2 separate regions of the Homo sapiens genome follow, and region 2 is linked to region 1. The links are chromatin loops, found by intact Hi-C in ENCODE. Cell type or tissue: ascending aorta. All regions are shown on one strand. Each heading gives the region's core, and the rest is flanking DNA. Links, peaks and the distances in the headings are about the cores only. Region 1 has its middle 540 kb from the start of CPS1-IT1. Region 2 has its middle 27 kb from the start of ACADL.

Region 1 (9,900 bases), core at 635-8,634:
TACATGTCTGTCTTTGTCCAAGTTATTCAAAGGAGACTCTCTCTGAGTCTATATTTTGTATTTGAAAATTGAAGAGATAGTATATCTCTCATGGAGTAGTTGTCAGAAATTGGTGAGATAATGTAAAACATTTGCCTAGAGTGGGACCTCGTATATAATAATTACTCCTAAAAATATTATGATTTTTCCCACTCTTTCCTCATTTTGCTCTTCTCATGCCTAGAGGTTATTTCCTGTCTACAGTTATTTCTATGCTAGTTTTGATAAAGAATATATATTTGATTTGACAGCTATCAAGTTATGTAGCTTTTATTAGTAATATCAGCGGCAATTTGAATTAGGTTTTTTGAAAAACCCTAGTCAATAGCTAATCTTGGAAGGTGCATAATTATAACACTTATATATCATTTGATGAAAAGACAGGTATGCACCTTAATTCTTAAATGAGTAACTGGGAAGTAAACAACCATATCTCAAATGTACTAAAAATTACAATATAGAATGACTATTGCTTTTATGCCCAGCAAACAGTCCTCAATTCTTATTATTTCTGAAGCATTTTTCCTATGACAAATCTATTTTGTGCAATTTGAGAGGGCTGCCTCACAGCCTTCTCTCCCCCTCTAATCCCTCCACAACCGTAGATGTGTAACCCAGGGACAGCCAGTCGGAAACTTCTTTCCCAAGTGATTGGTTGAGGGACGGTCCATAGCAGGACAAATTAGAGCTTCCTCTAAGATTTATGGTGCTGAAAGAGAAAATGTATCTTATTCTTGGCTCACAAAGCAATAGAAATATAGACTTGAGGCTATCAGAGACCTTCTTTTCTGCCATGCAGAATAAGCCTATGCAAAGAGGAAATCTATTCAAAGAGAAAAGCATCCATTCCGGAGATGGAAAAAGGCTCTGAAAACAATATTCAACATTAAGTTATGACCTACCAGATCCATCTTTGGACTTTTCAGTCATACAAGCTAAATTCTTCTCCCTTTTAAAAATTATTATTTTTTTAATTGACAAATAATAATTGTATATGTTTATGGGGTACGTAGTGATGTTTTGATACATATAATGTATAATGATTAGGTCAGGGTAATTAGTATGTCTATCTCAAACATTTATTATTCCTTGGTGTTAGAAATGTTCAGTAGCCTCCTTTTAGTAATTTTAAACTAATACATTAGTGTTCTGTAGGCATCTTACAGTGGTACAGGACACTATAACTTATTCCTCCTGTCTGGATGTAAGAACCATTTTAAGTTAGACTTCTGTTACTTTCAACCAACCAAGTCATAATAAAAAACATACAAACTATTATTTAAATGTTTTCGAAGCATTGACTATATTGGAGAACTTAATTTCTGATTATAAATCATCTGTGTTGTATCTTCATTGCCTAGAATTACTCCTAGCATAACATAGGCATTCAGTAAGCATTAGCGGAATTACATAATTCACAAACCAAAAATTGACTTTGAAATGTGTCGCATAATAGTGCTAATGGAAGAGAAAGTTGAGTGTGTGTGTGTGTGTGTATATGTGTATTCATTGGGAGCAAAAGTACAGTAAGGTATAACCATTGTTCCTCTTTTTTAAAGTCCATAACTACTTTCTATTTCCTGAAGCAATTTAAATTTTTAAATTTTAAAGAAATGAAAATGTTTAGGATATGATTACTTAGTTTCATTTCTGGCTCTGCCAATGTTTTTGATAAATAATAATATCTCAAATCTCAGTTTCCATACTTTACCAAGAATAGTTATTTCTGATACTCTTGCCTGAACTATGCATTTCAGGTTAAATTTAAATAATTTCTGTGCTTTTATAACATAATTTTCAATTCTAAATTTTTAATTCAAAAATAATTTTTGGAAATTAAAAGTTACATAATACTTGGGGGAATAGTGTGGATGACCAGGAGGAATAAGTGAGAAGCATACTAGCTAGCATCTCTAGAGGCATTAGCAAGGCACTTGAATGAAAGTAGCAGTTACTCTGTAGAATATCTTCATACAAACAACAATTTCTTTTATTTATTCTATCTTTTTTTTTTTTTTTTTTTTTGAGACGGAGTCTTGCTCTGTCGCCCAAACTGGAGTGCAGTGGCGCGGTCTCGACTCACTGCAACCTCCGCCTCCAGGGCTCAAGCAATTCTCCTGCCTCAGCCTCCCAAGTAGCTGGGACTACAGGCACAGATCGCCACGCCCGGCTAATTTTTTGTATTTTAGTAGAGATGGGGTTTCTGTGTTGCCCAGGCTGGTCGCCAACTCCTGAGCTCAGACAATCCGCCCACCTCGGCCTCCTGTGTTGCATATCTGTAAAGTGAAGATTTAGTCACTCAAAGATATGTTGTTAGTCATTTAATATAATTACACATTGAAAATATAAATTATTTCAAAAGCAGCCTAATGCTTTTAAAGGCTAAGTAAATGTTTTGAGAAATATTCAGATGAGTCCCACTTGAAAAACTGTATTTATTATACTCACTCCAAAACAACATATGCTTTTAAATAACTTGTTTATTAGGAAAAACAAATGATGACTCTCCAGCTCATTCAGAACACTTTTAGGAAAACTGACAGTAATTTGATAAAGAGAGCCCTTGCCACACACTGACCTGGGAATGGAATTGAAAATTGGAATGGGATTTGCAGACTTGGCAATTGTGATTCCATGCACCACCGATAGGTTTTGCATCCATCCCATTTTTCCTTGGTCTTTTCTTTTTCTTTCATAATTTTTGGTCCCTGAAAAGATCTTTTATTTTCAAATAATAAAGAATGGTGGCTATAATAGCACCTACAATTTTCAGATTCATCTTAGATCCTCTCATTAATTTTTTTTATTTATTTGACCTTAAGCACAAATAAATATTTTCCGAGAAGATTTTCTTCTCTTAAGCAGAAATCATGAGAGCTGCTTGAATGTATTGAGGCGACCTACACTGAGGTGATTCTATCCAAATGCAATTGTTGTTTAGTAATCATTTAAAATTTAGTTTTGAATTACTATAAGAATTTGGGCTTATGTTATTAAAAGCTAAGTGATGGTATGATAATTTGATAATATCTGAATTAAAACTTAATTCTTATGCATATATCAAACGTGCTAACATAATTTATTTATAGTTCATAGTTCATTGATCGTTCATAGGTGAGAACAGGAAGAGTTTCCATCAAATACATAAAGAATTAACATGATTATTTAGGTAATTTAAGAAATGGGGCCGGGTGCCGTGGCTCACGCCTGTAATCCCAGCACTTTGGGAGGCAGAGGCCGGCAGATCACGAGGTCAGGAGATCGAGAGCATCCTGGCTATGGCTGACATGGTGAAACCCTGTCTCTACTAAAAATACAAAAAAAAAAAAAAAAAAAAAAAAAAAAAAAAAAAACCAGGCATGGTGGCAGGCGCCTGTAGTCCCAGCTACTCAAGAGGCTGAGGCAGGAGAATGGCGTGAACCCAGAAGGCGGAGCTTGCAGTGAGCCGAGATCGCGCCACTGCACTCCAGTCTGGTCAACAGAGCGAGACTCCGTCTCAAAAAACAAACAAAAAAAAGGAAACGAATCCTGATTATTTTTAACATCTCTGCCAGAAGACGGCCAGAAATTAAGAATTTGTTTGTTTCTTTCTGGCTTACTTCTACTAATTAATTCATCCTACAAACCCAATTTAGTAGTCAGAAAAGCAGGGCCTGCCCCCAAAGTGGAATATGTATTCTATTTTCACCTAGGATAATGTCCAATGTGTGATATTTGTATTCTTTAGAAATCCAGCAAAATAATATAGGCTAATGATATTTTACCCAAGAACTTTGTCTTCCTTTATCAAAATAAAGCACTTGAATCAATATTTATCTCAATATGTGATTCCATATCTCACTCAGTAATTTTGTATTGCTTTTTAAGTTTTCAGTTGAAATCATCACTAAAATGTAGCAATGATATAGTAATGATATCATGGGTTTCTTTTTCCATAGAAGCAATTGTTTTTAGTTGCTGATTATATCAAAATCTCATTTTTGAATGCCAGTAGCACTAATTAATAACATGGTAAACTTAATAAAAATTTAACTGCATTACTCAGTAGGAATAACTGAATCCATTATGCCTTTAGAAATAATATATTTAGGTAAGCAAGCATGCATTCGATTCCAGAGTTGGGTGAATTAGTTTTAATATGGATTGCTGCAATGTAACTCCTTTAGGAAGTTTCTGATCATTGTCTTACATATGATTACTAAGAAACATATAATAATTTCTTAACCTGAATAATGTAGTGTTTCTGTTTCTTCATAAATTTTGGGTTTGAAAGATATTAGTTATGAAACATTACAATAGATAGTGTGTAGCAGTTTAAAAATTATACCTTGATTACATGTGTGGGACACTATTTTGTTTGTTATATTTGCAATAAACATATGTCTGGAAGCACGCAAGGATGACTTCAAATAATCTCACCGCTCTCATGAACAACTGATTATTGTGGAAATACTTGTCCTTCTGAGTTTAGGCCACTGAGTATCTTTCTCTACATCCATGAGAAGTGTGTCCAGCACCACCTTTCATGCCCAACTAAAAGTCACAATGGATGATTTCAATATTTGTTCTAGACAAATTGCATTTAATCAATGTGTACTTCACTCTTTTCCTTCATTTCCTTTTTTGTGGAATCTGATGCCCAATATTATTAACCTAATTTATCAACTGGCTACTTTCTAGGCTTTGGGATCTGGCTCTGTTTCTTAACTTCTGTACTTATCTAAGCCCTGTATCATTGAGTCTTTGGAAATGATGCCCTTGTTTGGAATAACTTTAGGACCCAGAGATGACTCATCTGAACTGAGGTTTAAGAAAAACTGAAAATATAAAAGGACAATAATCTTGACCAGGACTACTAAAACAGAAATATTAACCTAGATACACATTGCTTAAGTTGTATCAAAATATTAAGAACAAATTGGTAGTTACTTCTAGAACTACACTCTAGTTATATGTATATATTTTAAAAACAGAGTACTATGTTTATATTTTATCATAGTTAATAAATTATATATAGTAACCATAGAGTATAAGCTTAATATTTTCACCTAAATTTTAGTTTTGCTTAAAGAGTCACTGGTTATAAAGGTCACATTTTGTTATTTCAAAGGAGAGTTACTAGAACAGGAAGTTACAACAAACATTTGCCTTGGTGATTCCATTTTCTTCATCAGAAAATACAAATTAAGTATATTTCTTAACTATCTTAAAAATAAAGATCCTGAATAAAAATTATATTGTGTATTGGGATGAGCAAAATGCAAAGGAGATTTAAACCCCTAAAGTTCCAACATGTGGAAAAGAGTACATTGTTACAGCTTCCTTTCAAAGACTTGGTAATTTCTAGTGAAGGTACCACACACTTCTAAGGCTAATACTGAAGCAGTACATTCTCTATCGCCCCCTGGCGGCAACTACTTTGATTGACAGTACCTCTGTCATGGAGGCTATTAAACCTTTCGGATGTCACTCCTATCATCCAAAAAGTCCACTTCTTGGTCCGTGTTCTCTTACATGTATATTTAGGAACATATATTCAAGGATGCTCATTGCAATAATTATAATGTCAGAAATCACCATTGAGGGCAATTTATAAACATCAGTAGACATAAGAAAAAAGAAAGATTTTGATGGGGGCAATTATGTTGCATACATTTTGATTGGAAACTGGAACATTAGTTATAAAGTTCTGCTATCAAGAACTACTAGAAATGAAGGATGCCTGGCTGGCCCGCTGCTTCAGGGAAGGCTTTACACATGGTGTTGTTACAATCTGATCTCCAGCCTTTAGGTATGGAACCTGAGGACCTCAAGCTGTCAGCCCTCTTAGATGTGATTTTGCTCAGAAGAACTGATTCTCAGTGGCTAATATCACAAAAGAAAGGGATAGATAAACAAGAATGCTGATTTATATACTCACAATGACAGAGACATCTAACTGGATAACTAGCACCTGCCATTTCCCCAGATTCTCCCTCCTTAAGCAAATCAACCTAAGGCAACCAAATAAGAGATTAGAAGGTTAGTCTGTGTGCACTGGGTTAGAACAAAGGGTCATATATTTAGAGATATTTCAATATATGACTCAGAACTAGTTGAGCTTACTTTTTCCTGCTTAAAAGATATTGTCACCCAAGTAATTGATAATAGTTTTTAAAGTTAGCCATCTTTTCCCTTTTCTGAACTAAAGAAATATTTTCGTATTGTATTTGTTTTTTAAAAACAACAAAATACAAAGCCATGCAGATAACTTCTCTCCTTCTCTTACTACTTAAAGTTACTGTATATTTATATACGTGATATATGTGAAATTATTCAGCTTTTTCTTTAGCACGGGGTGGGGGGATACCGTTGGCTTCAGGATATACTCTCAACAATTTGACTATGCTTTGGAGTGCTCTGTAGGCCCATTCAAGCTTCATTTAAAAACTTATATTCCCAGCCATAATAGACTTTGACAAGACAAAAACACCTGTTCTGACTTTCAAAAAATATGCCATTCAGGGAAAAGAAGAGTAAGCACGCAACATTTCTAATTTCCAATCGTAATTGAGATAGGCATTAATATACAATGGTATAGTAAAATCAAAGAGAAGAAAGCAAAACTCCAAAATAGCTGATCTTTGGAAAAAGATTTCTGGAGAATAAAGAATTTGAATTGATCTGAAGAAAGAGTAGGAATAAGTTCTTTGACTGCCAAAAGAAATGTACAGTTAAGATAATGTACAAGCGTACACCTTCCTGATTTATGAGAAACTCTGGTTTTCTTGATTAGAACTTAGAAACAGCCTACTCTTGGTAGCCTCTCAATTCTAAACCTTTTAAGCAAACCCCGTTTGTTGAGATGATGAATGCCGTCTTTCATATTCACTAATTTTAATATCAGAGAAGAATTTTTTTCAGCTTCATGGAACAATTTTGAAGATTTACCTGATTTGGAGTTTTAGTCTATAGTGGAATCATCATAACTAGAACAGCCCATATCTGAATCTCACTGGTTAATTGGGGATTTGATATAATTTGAATTCTTAGTTTATTGCCCTATCAAAGCAAATCCTGTATAGTTGGTAACATTGGCCTTCAGGCTATGAAAACTAGAAAAAACCATCATTGATTTATTCAGTGTTGAGTGTGCATATTTGAAATTTTAATAAAAGTGCCACGTTTCTACTGTTTCAAAATCCTTCATTACTAGGGTCAGGGTATTACTAATTTTATGCTTTCTAACATTTTAATGTTGAGCCATGCACAGTATCTCCCTTTCCTTTATTTTCAGTTGCCAACTGCATCAACAAAGACTACTTTTATCATTAGCCTTTTCCCCAAAGTGATTGAATGCAGCTTCTAGAAAAAGCATAAATCCTCGTGATGAAAAGACGTCGTGCAACTGAGCCTATACCATTCTGCCATATTCTAAATAATACTAATATCAGAAATTGGTGATAATAAGAATTATAGTCCTTTAGCAAGAAGGGCCTCCCTAAACCAAATATTGCATTGGCCAGGTCACAAAAAAATGGGAAGTGGTGTAACAGATTCAGGTCAGCATTCTGTGAAAAGTGCTTGCCACCAACGTTTTGCATAAAATTTTTAGAAAACTTGGTGTCACAATAACAGTTTGACTTAAGGACTGTTTCTGTGCCATCGTTTATAACGTATAACTCGTATATGACCTTTTGAAAACATTTTTATTTTTGTCACCAATATATTGTAAGTATAATCCAAAGACTTTAAATAATCTTCAGATATATACTTCATAGCATTACATTGTATAAAACACTATAATTTATTTAATAACTCTATTTATATATGTATTTAGATTATTTTCCAGTTAGACTATTACAATAATTAAAACTACAAATCCACAGCTTTAAATAAATTCTTGATTGTTTCTCCAAGAAAAAAAAAAACTTAGAAGCTGAGTTATTAGATTAGGGGTTTAAGCATATGGAAGATTCTTGATATAACTTGTCAAATTGACCTCCCGAAAGTCTGTACTAGTTTCCACTGCAGTGGCTTTGAATGAATTAAAAAACATACAAATAAAATGTGTCTCATTCTGGCCTCATTGAAAATAGGTGTTGGGTTCTCCATTAAATCTTATTCTCTCAGCTCTCAAAAACCATAACGCAGCTAACTTTAATTGGAACTGGTGTTATGTGGTTCAGCCAATAAGCAAACGTCTTGCTTTATTATTTAGATTTTAAGCCTGTTTGGGCTATGTTATCCTTGGGAGAGCAAAAGTAACTTTTATTTTGTTTCTGATTACACATTTAAATCCTGTATTTTCACCTGGCTTGCTGAAATGGTCTGATTTAAAAAATAAATGAGTAGCCCTTCAGGGTTTCTATAAAAAAAAATGCAGCAAAATAATTTAAGTTCTTTGTATTTATACCAAACAAAATATATATAATGGTATTATTTATGGCCTATTTTACTTTTGAAACATTTTGATAAATAGGATACTAATAGAATGAACTGGGGTATATGGTCATAGAACCTGAACATTTATTTTAGCATTTATGTTTGCATTAGCGACAAGAACTAATTTTCTAAATCCTCAACTGTGACGATTAACTCGTGATGTTAGGTAGTTCCAATCAGGCTTCTCTATCTTAAATGATTTCAAAGTGTTCTTTCTGTGGATTTTGGAGGCTTTATCAGAAACAGACATAGAAAAACCTGCTAATTATTTCTGACCCTGACAAGAGTGAGTTTGTTTTCTTGAGCACAATTAGAGATGATGTGTGTGACTAAGGAAGAGGTGCGATTTCCCCGTAACAAGCTGACCTTTAAAAGGAAAGTACAAAAACTTAAGTCATAAAATGAACGAAAACAACACATATAAACTTCTAGACATTCTTTCAAAACCACAGTCTATTTTTATTCTCAGAATTTCATGGGAACCTCTTTCAAATTTCCACACATAATTTGCAAATGTTTTATATCCTAGTGGGCGGTATATTTGTTTAGAGGTCCGGCTTTAATTTAGAGGTCAGGCTTCATATTTATTTATTTAGAGGTCAGGCTTTATATCCTAGTGGGCAGTATGTTTATTTAGAGGTCAGTATAAATTTTTATACTTGGTTTGTATTGATTTATATTATTGGCTCTTCATTTTTTTGTGTTAAAATTATTCAGAGTTAGTTTTCATCAATATGAATTTAAACACGATCAAATAAGTCAACAAGCCATATATATATATATATATATAATATTCTTGATTTTTCACTACTTTAGCTATTGCTTACTATAATATAAACAGCATGAATACAATAGCTGTAAAATCAATCATTATTCTTTCTTAATAATAAGTAAAATGAAGCTTAGATTGTTTAAAATTTGGCTCCAAACATACATGCAGTAAATGATAGACATGAGATTAACTTCTACGTCTATATTCTGTAAAGTCTTAACTCTTAACTACAAAAAATATTATATAAAACATAAAAATTGCTTCATGGGCTGACAACACTAACAGATCTGTAGATTTTCCAAATGACAATATGTGAAAAAAACAAAACAAAAACAAGAAGGATCAATCACATTAGCACTTTCCCAATAGAGCTACCCATTTGCAAAATTATTAGTGAGCATCCAGATTTAAAACACAGCTTCTTTGAGTTATAATAATACTCTTCCCCTTAGTGACAGCAATACCTATAGTCACTAAGCCTTAGTTTATTCTTTATTATTATTACATGAAATCTTATAACTATAATAATGCCCTCAGCATGTCAGAAATATATCAACTAACTAAAAATAAGTGGTAATTTACAACTACATTAAAAATATCATTACCCATATCTTACCTTCATTCAATAAAAATGTGCCAAATAACTTTAAAATATTTAATGGAAT
Region 2 (9,900 bases), core at 1,303-9,302, 900 kb before region 1:
CGTCATAAGAAATTATAAGAGTTTTGATTTTGCGAACTAATAAATGTCCATGAAATCTTCACAATTTATGTTCTTCTGCCACAGCTTCAGCTGGTCCCTCCATTCGGGGTCCCTGACTTCCTGCAACATAATAAGAACTAAATCAGAATAGCAGTTACTTCATGATGGGGAGGGCAGGAATGGGATCACGGGAGAGTTTTACAAAATAGTTCATTTCTATTTGTAAACTTATATTTGAAAACCTTTGTGGTGAGTACTCAGGTGGTTGTTATATTATTGTATAATATTTTTATGCTTGAAACATTCTATTAAAGAGAGAATAATTTTACATACAAAAATAGATTATATAGGGATATCTAGTGGGGACTAAGGCAAACTGAGAATCCATGCCCCATCCAAAGAGGACAAAGTCTACTCAGCGCCAGCCCATTTGTTACCATTTAGCAGTGCTCATCCAGTTGCAGATCTTTCCATTTTTCAAGCATAATAAAAAACTAGGATTGTTATATAAATACCTTAATATTTGAAAGTTTGTAAGTAATTGAAAAGAAATCCACAATGCAGATTGAACAAAGTGGGATTTAGCTAGCTTCAGTTAGTGGGTTACCAGTTTGCTGCTTCCTCTTTTATAGATATGTCAACTCTAAGGCATTAAAAGTTCAGGATAATTTCATCTGATTTCGTATTTGTCCTGTTCTACAGATATATTTGGGTTTATTAAATTGTATCAATGCTATAGTGTTTTAATGAACAATATTCTCCAACTTGTATGCAGGTGACTACAAAGTTTCAATGATGTCGGACATTAAATTCAAAGGGAACAATGGCAGGGCATAAGAGTAGAAGGGTGTAGACAAGGGCTGGATATTGTATTCTTGTATTACTTCACATGACTGTTCAAAGAGTCATATATTCTGAAAGAAGTGCTTCATATAACTTTAAGGAATATACACATATATACACACATATATATATATTTATTTGTGTAATGATAAACTCTGGCTGCCATATGTCTGTGGAACATCTGGATGACTTTGAATAAATGTTTTACTTTCCTTAAGGCTCTAGGTTTTCCCTGTGGAATGAGCCACATCTTGGCTCTCCTCCCACAGGCACTCAGCTCAATCCTAGATTCATTAATATTTGTTTAATTAATACATGAATTAACAAATGAGTAAATTATATATAAAGCAAAGAGCTTAGTCCAAAGGTATGCAAAGTTCACATTCTGTGATACATAATGCTATGAAAATATTTCTTCCCTATCTGTACAACCAGATCAACATTTATAAAATGCATTTTATAATAAAACCAGAAGATGGCAATAGAGTAACATAAATCTAAACACTACAGGCACTTCATAGTTTTATACAGCCTTTGTCCTTCAATATACTTGTATTGACTACTCTAACCCTTTGTCTCCAATTCCTATAAATACCTTACTATGAAAGTGGGCTGAAACATACACTTTCCTTAAAAAAAAAAAAATCAATAACAAAAACCCACATAGTAAAAGCATTCTCTTGCTGTGTGCAAAAGAATAGCAGGAGACTTTCTCACACAGGTAAGTTCTCAATTTAAGAAGTTTGTGAGAACACAAAATGAAGACTATCCAGAGAAATTGCCACACCCCAGATTAATTAAGATACATGTAATTGCTTTCAGCTCTAATTTCCGATATATAATATAACACAGTGGTTAAGTACTTGAGCTTATGCTGAAAGATTTGTTTATTTATTTGAGACAGCGTTTCACACTTGTTGCCCAGGCTGGAGTGCAATGGCGTGATCTCGTCTCACTGCAACCTCCGCCTCCCGGGTGCAGGCGATTCTCCTGCCTCCACCTCCCAAGTAGCTGGGACTACATACATATGCCACCATATATATGTTTTTTTTTCTTTTCTTTTCTTTCTTTCTTTTTTTTTTTTTTTTTGAGACTGATCTCACTCTGTCACCCAGGCTGGAGTGCAGTGGCACGATCTCGGCTCACTGCAAGCTCCGCCTCCCGGGTTCACACCATTCTCCTGCCTCGGCCTCCCGAGCAGCTGGGACTACAGGCACCTGCCACCACGCCCGGCTAATTTTTTGTATTTTTAGTAGAGACGGGGTTTCATCTTGTTAGCCAGGATGGTCTCGATCTCCTGACCTCGTGATCCACCTGCCTCAGGCTCCCAAAGTGCTGGGATTATAGGCGTGAGCCACCGTACCTGGCCTAATTTTGTATTTTTAATAGAGATGGGGTTTCACCATGTTAGTCAGGCTGGTCTCGAACTCCTGACCTCAGGTGTTCCACCACCTTGGGCTCCCAAAGTGCTGGGATTACAGGCATGAGCCACCGTGCCCAGCGTTTGCTGAAAAGATTTGGGTTTAATTCTGGTTTTTCCATTTACAGGCTCTGTGACCGTGGGCAAGTTTTTCTGACAATTTCCCCTTCTGTAAACTAGGATAATAATAATAGCTGTTATCTTGTGGTGACATGATAAGGATTAAATGAAATGACACATTTAGCTCAGTGTCTGACAAGTAATAGGAAGCTAAAAAATGTTAGCTATTATCCTTGACACTAAATTTGGATGAAAGAAAGTTGTTTTGTATTAATTTCGAAGGAAGGCTAAACATTGAGTGGTTTCAGAATAATTTTTGAAGTTTGTAAAGTAAATAATTGAAGCAAAGTAAAAGAGAACAATTTCCAGGAGCAGGTTGCAAGTTTCTATTCACTGTGGATGTTAACCAAGTACTACTTTTATATAAGAGCTAAGCAGACTGGTGTTTCATTTAGTTTCCCTTTCTTTGCCAAAGATTATTATTATCCTTAACACTCTGCATTCAATCTCCCCTAATCAGTTTATTAAGTAAATACAGGCCCAGTTCCATTTATTGATGATGTGGTTGGAGACTTAGCAGAACTATGTGAAGTGATCTTATTTGTGACTGCGATGGTGTTAAAAATATCAATAAACGGAGATCTTTCTATTGCTCAACCTGAGATATCCGGTATTCAATAGTAACATGGTTGTTATGCTTATGAAATTTTGCATTTTAACTTGCATAAAATAAAAACTGCATTCAGATGAGTAAAGGGGTTCCAATCTCTAACTTGAGAGAGAAATGTCATTAAGGATAACTTACCTTCTCAGAAGTCTGTGAGCTTGTAGAGAAAAACCAGCACCATAATTGACAACTTCTTTTATACCAGCTGAAGCAGACATGAGAGTCAGTGAAGTATAGTACACAGAATGATCACATTCACTGCCTTAGTAGACGTGACATTTCCTGGTCTACTGTCATTTTTTTCTCTTTGAAATCTAGACAGTATGAGTAATTGATGCTAAGTACTTGCATTTGAATACTAAAGTTCTACCAAGCCAGCACTTCTTATCTCTGGCTGCATATTAGTAACACCCAAGAGTTTTACAAATGTCAAAGCCAAGGGTCTCATTCCAGAGCTCTTAAATCAGAATTTCTGGAGGAAGGAACATAAATTATTTTTAAAAAATGTTTCCTAGGTATAGGCTGGGCACAGTGGCTCATGACTGTAATCCCAGAACTTTGGGAAGCTGAGATGGGCAGATCACTTGAGGTCAGGAGTTCGAGACCAGCCAGCCTGGCCAACATGGCAAAACCCTGTCTCTACTTAAAAAAAAAAAAAAAAAGAAAATTAGCCGGGCATGGTGGCACATGCCTGTAATCCCAGCTACTTGGGAGAATGAAGCAGGAGAATCGCTTGAACCGGGGAGGCAGACATTGCAGTGAGCTGAGATCATGCTACCGCACTCCAGCCTGGACCACGGAGAGAGACTCCATCACAAAAAGAAAAGTTTCCTAGGTGATTTTAATATTCTCCTCAGCTTCCCTTCCACACCTTTCAGAAGACAACCCCCTACTTTAGCAAATCAACTTCATCTAATGGGATTGCCTTAGTTTTCTACCGCTGTATTTCCTAATGAGCCTTTACTTTACAGATCCAGTTCTCTCTACTTGTCTCGAAGGCTGAAATGTCTTCACCACCACACTCCCCTACCCAAGGCTTTCTCCTCCACCTTAAACATACCTACCTCTTTCAGGATTGTGTTCCTTCAATTATCCTCTCTCATTTTGAGTTTTCAGTTCAGGCTTAACAAACTATTGAATGCCTCATAAGTGCCAGATGCGAGGACTACAAAAGAGAATGAGATAGTCAAGGAGGAGTCAAGAAAGGGACACAGAAATACAGACCTAATTATACTGTGTTATGATTTGGGCAACAAAGGAAACATGTAAAGAACATAGAAGTAGCAAAAAGGAAGGCGATTGCCAAATCTTTCTGTACCTAATTCCTTTTATACTGGAAAAAAAAATTAGTTTTGTTTATCCCAAATGGCAATAACCTTCCTTTGATTCTTAAATTAATTGTCCTATTTCCCATTTTTGCATTCATTTCCAAATTTCTTCAAAGGGTGACTTATATTTCATGCCTTCAGTTTCCCACACATTTCTTAACCTTCTCCATTCTGACATCTGTTTGTTCTGCTAATATTTTCTGGTGCTCACCTTTTTTGAAAATCTCATCAAATTATCACTTTCATCTAGAAAAGCAATATAAGTATGGATTTAGTATCTTGAAAATGAAAACAGTATCTTATTTTTTTTTAAATCCGCAGTGCTAAGTATGTTTTTAAAACCTCTAATGTTAGATTGATGCTTCTAATACGCTTAGATGTTAGATCACTTCAGTTTAACAATCTCCTAACTTTCAGTCTGTATTTCTAGTGGTCTGCTGATTATCTCTTCATGCTCTCAAAAATTAATTTTGTCCTAAACTATTTTTTCATTTATTCTCCTGAATTAATCCATTCATGTTTTCAACAAATATTGGCCGAATGACCACCAGCCACCAGGCACCACGCTAGTCACTAGGAATTCATTGGCAAATAAAGATGACGTAGTCCCCTTTTTCATAAAGATTACCCTCTAAGGAGGTTCTTGATTTATTATAGTATCACTACATTTTAGATATTTAGGCCTAAAATTTTAAAATAATAACTGACTTCTCATTCATTCAACAAATCCTTTATAGTTTATCTTCTCAATGGCTCAATACAGCTGAATCATTGTGATATTCTTCCAGAGCTCTTAAATCAGAATTTCTGGAGGAAGGAACATAAATTATTTTAAAAAAAATGTTTCCTAGGTGTAGGCTGGGCACAGTGGCTCAATTCAGTTCCTCTTCAATTTCTTAATTTTCTAAAAATATTCTTAGAGCCTCACTTTGAGCTCTTTACTTTTCTGTTCAAATAACTTCAGTAGTTTCATTTCACTTCTCTGTTTAAACACTTTCAAAGGGTTCAAAACCCATAGGCTGAAACTCAGGGTCCTTTTCAATCAGGCCCTACCACATTTGTCTGAAGTCTCTGTGCTGTTCTCTTACATGTACATTTCCACTCTGACCATACTAGTCTCCTTGTGGCTCCCTGAGCACACATTTCACATTCTTGTCTCTGGGTCTTTCTCTCGGCCTGGTTCTTAAGATAGCCCCCTCCTCTCCTTTTCTTATTCATTGGAACCCAAGCCACCCTTATCAGTTCAGCTCAAATTCTTCCTCCATTTTTCACCCCCCTTTCTCCTCACTCTGCATACTCTTCTTTACCTGGGAATTGCTATAAGGATTTGTTGTTGCATTGGCTTGTTTGTTTGTTTTATTCCTAAGAGCTTTGTGATAATCTATTGCCTCTATCACTGTATGGTAGACTTACGTGACAGCAATCTCTTAATTAAGCATACCCTGAGAATGACCCTGTGTAACAGACACACCTGAAAGCAATAACTTAACTGAAGAAATAAGTGTTGCCACGTGGAAGTTGCTGGCTGGTGGGGGCGGTTGCTAACCGAAAGTGCTGTATAAACTGCATGCTTTTTTGCAAGCAGTGACCGGTTCTCCTGTTCAGACTGCTACCACTGGACTGCCCTGGTATGTGAGTTCTCTCAAATGAAACCCCATGTCTTATTTGCTGTATGTGGGTCTCTTCTTCGGCCTTTTAAACCTGGTGCCATCCCTGCTGAGGTTAATAGGGGTCCAGCATGACAATAACATACAATTTGCATTCATTTTTCTAGTAGAAATATTACTAATAAACAAGACCAGTAGCTCCAATTCAAGCTACTTTTTCTATAGGACGTGTCATTTTTTGGCCCAAGCTCACCAAGTTATACTACTAGGTGTTTCTATGCTCTTTTATGAGCGGAATAAAGAACATACTTATTAAGCAACTGAGAACTTAGTATATGTGTTATTTTATTCTTAACACAATCAGAAAGAATTGTATTGTGGGCTTATATTTTATGTTAGTCAGCTAATGGTATTTTAGATTACTTATTCCCATTTGAAATTAGTAGACATTAAGAAATCAGTATTACATTGAAATATTCAGGAATAAGAGGGCATGATGTCTGCAACGTACTCCCTTGTATAAGCGTGTGTTTTGGGCTGGTACGGATTCCAAAGAAAGAAGCAGTAAATGCCAGGGTGATCAGGCCAAAGCATTTATTAGGGGAAGTTACTTACAGAGTGCTGCAGCAATCCTCATGACAGAGAAAAGAGGTGTTCTTGCTAAGTGTGTCGCCAGTGAGGGGGTCAGGGTATGAAGTTTGTTTAAGATTTTAAGGAATTTGGCTCAGGGCAGGGACAGTTTGCTTCAGTGTTTTGGGCAATGTCTTAGATACCTGGGAATGTTTAGGCCCCAGTTTTGGTTCAAGCCTGCTGGGAAAGGCCTGCAGCTGGCTGGGTCACAGAGTGGTCAAGGCACTTCATGATTTTTGGTCAGAATACAGAAAGACAGTTGGGGGAGAACTGGGGACCCTACAACATGAGAGAGGACAATAGAGCAAATGTGGAAACATTGTACTTGTCTTGTATCATATAAAAATGGTTGTGAATCTAGTGAAAGATACATGGAAGTTCTTTGTACTACTTAACAATTTTTCTGTGAGCCAGAAATTGTTTCATAAAAATATTGTTTTAAAAATCTGAGATGTAAATATCTTTAGTTCTATTTGGGTTGAGGGTAATACCAAAATAAGTTTCCTTGAATATCAATAAATGTAATTTTAAAGGTTTTAAATGCTCAAAATTAAGAAACTATTTAAAACTCTTTCCATTAAAAACCTAACTCAAAAGAACAACAAAACATCTGTTTTCATTTTTAAAGATAATTAGTATAACTATATTTTGTATCAGAAATATTTTCCAAGAATTCTTATTGAGTACCTACTTTGTGTGAGGAACTGTTCAAGGTGCTGTATACAAAGACTCTGCTCTTATGCAGCTTACATTCTGCTGGTGGTGGTAGTAGTGGTGAAGATATTAAATAAACAAATAATGGCATATCTGAAAGCGATAAAGTCTAAAAAGATATAAATGAAGCAGAATGAGATGAATAGCTGGTTAGGGTCAATGATAAGTTACATCTAGAGATTCAGGAAGTGAGGGAGGGAGCCAAGAGGGTAACTTGGAGGAGCTGTCCAGGCAGGAAAATAACAGGGTTAAAGGCCTTGTGTACTCACCATGCTCAAGAAGCAGCGAGACTAGAGTAGCAAGAAGAGAATGTAAAAGAGGGAGAATAATGGATGAAATGAGAGATGTAGTGAGAGCTAGATAATGTAAGACCTTGTAGAACATTATAAGGTCTTTGGCTTTTACCCTGAGTGAGCAGAAAATGCACTGAGGGTTTTGATCAGGGGAGTGAGATAATCTGATTTAATTTTAAAAGGATAATTGTGGCTGTGTTGTGGAGGATGGACTGTAAGACAGATGATGATAGAAGTAGGAAGATGAATCTAAAGGCTGTTGCTATAATCCAACTGAGTTATGGTAGCTTGAGAACCAGAGTGCTGGTAGTAGAGGAAGATGCAGAATGGTCAAAACTTGCACCTATTCTGCAGCTAGAGTTGAAGGATTTGTTAATAGATTGGAAGTGAGGAGTGAGAGAAATTGATGAATCAGGAATTATTTCAAGGTTTTTCACTAAGAGGAGAAAAACTATATGAAGAGGAGGCTTTGGAAGGGCAAACTGGCATTTCATTTTTGGATATCTCATGCTTGAGATAACTATGAAACATCCAAAAGAAGAGGTTGACCAGACACTCTGTTGTATGAGTCTGGAGTTCAGGGAGATAGCTAGGCTACAGAATTAATTTGAGAGTTGTCAGCATATAAATGGTACCTGAAGTTATGAGACTGAATGGGATCCCCTAGGAAGTGAGTGAAGAGAAAACCAGATAGTTGAAGTTAGGAAAACAAAAGAACTTTCAGGAGACAGGAGGACAACCAGGAAAGCATAGGGATCTGAAGACAGTACTTCAAGGAGAAGGGAGTGATCAATTTTGTCAAATGCAACTGACAGGTCAATTAAGTTTAGGTCTGAGAATTCAATTAAAAAATGGGAGTACATTATTGCTTTGATCAGAGCAGTTTTGATGGAGTGGTGGGCATAAAACCCTAGCAGATTCAAAAAGAGGAATTGAAGACAATAAGTAGAGATGTTTTCAAGGAGTGTTACTGTAAGGGAGAGCAGAGAATAGGGGTAAGAGATAGAGGGGAAAGTGGAATTAAGGTTTCTTAAAACATGGGTGATATTACAAGTATGTATATTGATGGAAATGATTGAATAGAGGGACAAGTAACAATTCCTTGGAGGGATGAGGGGGACAGAATTCCAGAAGTTATGTTCTTGAGAAAGCAGAAGATGGACAAGTGAACTGGGTGGTCACAGTCAGCTATTCCATAGTAACTGGAGGAAATGCAGACCGTATGGGTAGAGATGCATGTAGGTGGGTAGAGAGGTGGAGAGAGCTTATGGCGGCTCTTCTAGTTTCTTCTCTCAGTAAAATAGGAAGCAAGACATTTTTGCTTGCAGAGAAAACAGTTCTCAGGGAAAGGCTATATTTTAGTTAAAGTAAGATGAAATGAACTTAAGAAATTGAGAGTGCACTTTTATTTCTTCTCTCTATCTTTAACTATTCAGGGCATTTTCCTTTAAGAGATTAACAGTTGTCTATTCTGCCATAAACTAATTTAAGAATATTGCTGCCCATCATGACTACATTAACTGGAGATGAAATACTTATAATTTCTATTTTCCTTATGAAGCATATTTTTGGTAATAATTTTATTAGAATGCTCGAATGAAGTATAATCTAAGATATATTGGACCAATTAATCTAGAAGAATGATGGAAGAACAAGATCTTTTTTTGTGGTTAGTCATATGTTCTGAACATAATTATCTGATCAAAGAAACAGTATTAAGGCAGGAATAGTTTCTTTTGCTGTTCAGAAGCTCTTCAGTTAAATTAGATCCTGTTTGTCAATTTTGGCTTTTGTTGCCACTGCTTTTGGTGTTTTAGACATGAAGTCCTTGCCCATCCTATGTCCTGAATGGTATTGCCTAGGTTTTCTTCTAGGGTTTTTATGGTTTTAGGTCTAACATGTAAGTCTTTAATCCATCTTGAATTAATTTTTGTATAAGGTGTAAGGAAGGGATCCAGTTTCAGCTTTCTACATATGGCTAGCCAGTTTTCCCAGCACCATTTATTATATAGGGAATCCTTTCCCCATTTCTTGTTTTTGTCAGGTTTGTCAAAGATCAGATAGTTATAGATATGTGGCATTATTTCTGAGGGCTCTGTTCTGTTCCATTGGTCTAGATCTCTGTTTTGGTACTGGTACCATGCTGTTTTGGTTACTGTAGTCTTGTAGTATAGTTTGAAGTCAGGTAGCATGGTGCCTCCAGCTTTGTTCTTTTGGCTTAGGATTGACTTGGCAATGCGGGCTCTTTTTTGGTTCCATGTGAACTTTAGTTTTTTCCAATTCTGTGAAGAAAGTCATTGGTAGCTTGATGGGGATGGCATTGAATCTATAAATTACC

The links. A loop is a pair of places that touch in the nucleus more often than their neighbours do. Peaks named below come from ENCODE experiments on the same cell type or tissue, not always from the same donor. Only the 100,000 strongest peaks of a DNase experiment are listed, where the experiment ranks them.
Region 2: it touches region 1 in a loop (9-fold over the local background); 8 of 110 quality-filtered maps call a loop at or near these places.

Annotation. Positions count from the first base shown.
Region 1 is chr2:211,152,602-211,162,501 of GRCh38, forward strand. No RefSeq gene overlaps it. Among named protein-coding and RNA genes, the nearest start is that of CPS1-IT1, 540 kb to the left of the region's middle. In ascending aorta, for the core only: a CTCF peak has its summit at 5,457 (motif pointing left); a DNase peak (open chromatin) is centred at 5,450.
Region 2 is chr2:210,247,523-210,257,422 of GRCh38, forward strand. No RefSeq gene overlaps it. Among named protein-coding and RNA genes, the nearest start is that of ACADL, 27 kb to the left of the region's middle. In ascending aorta, for the core only: a CTCF peak has its summit at 1,323 (motif pointing right); no DNase peak of the experiment used is centred there; H3K27ac peaks cover 1,699 bases.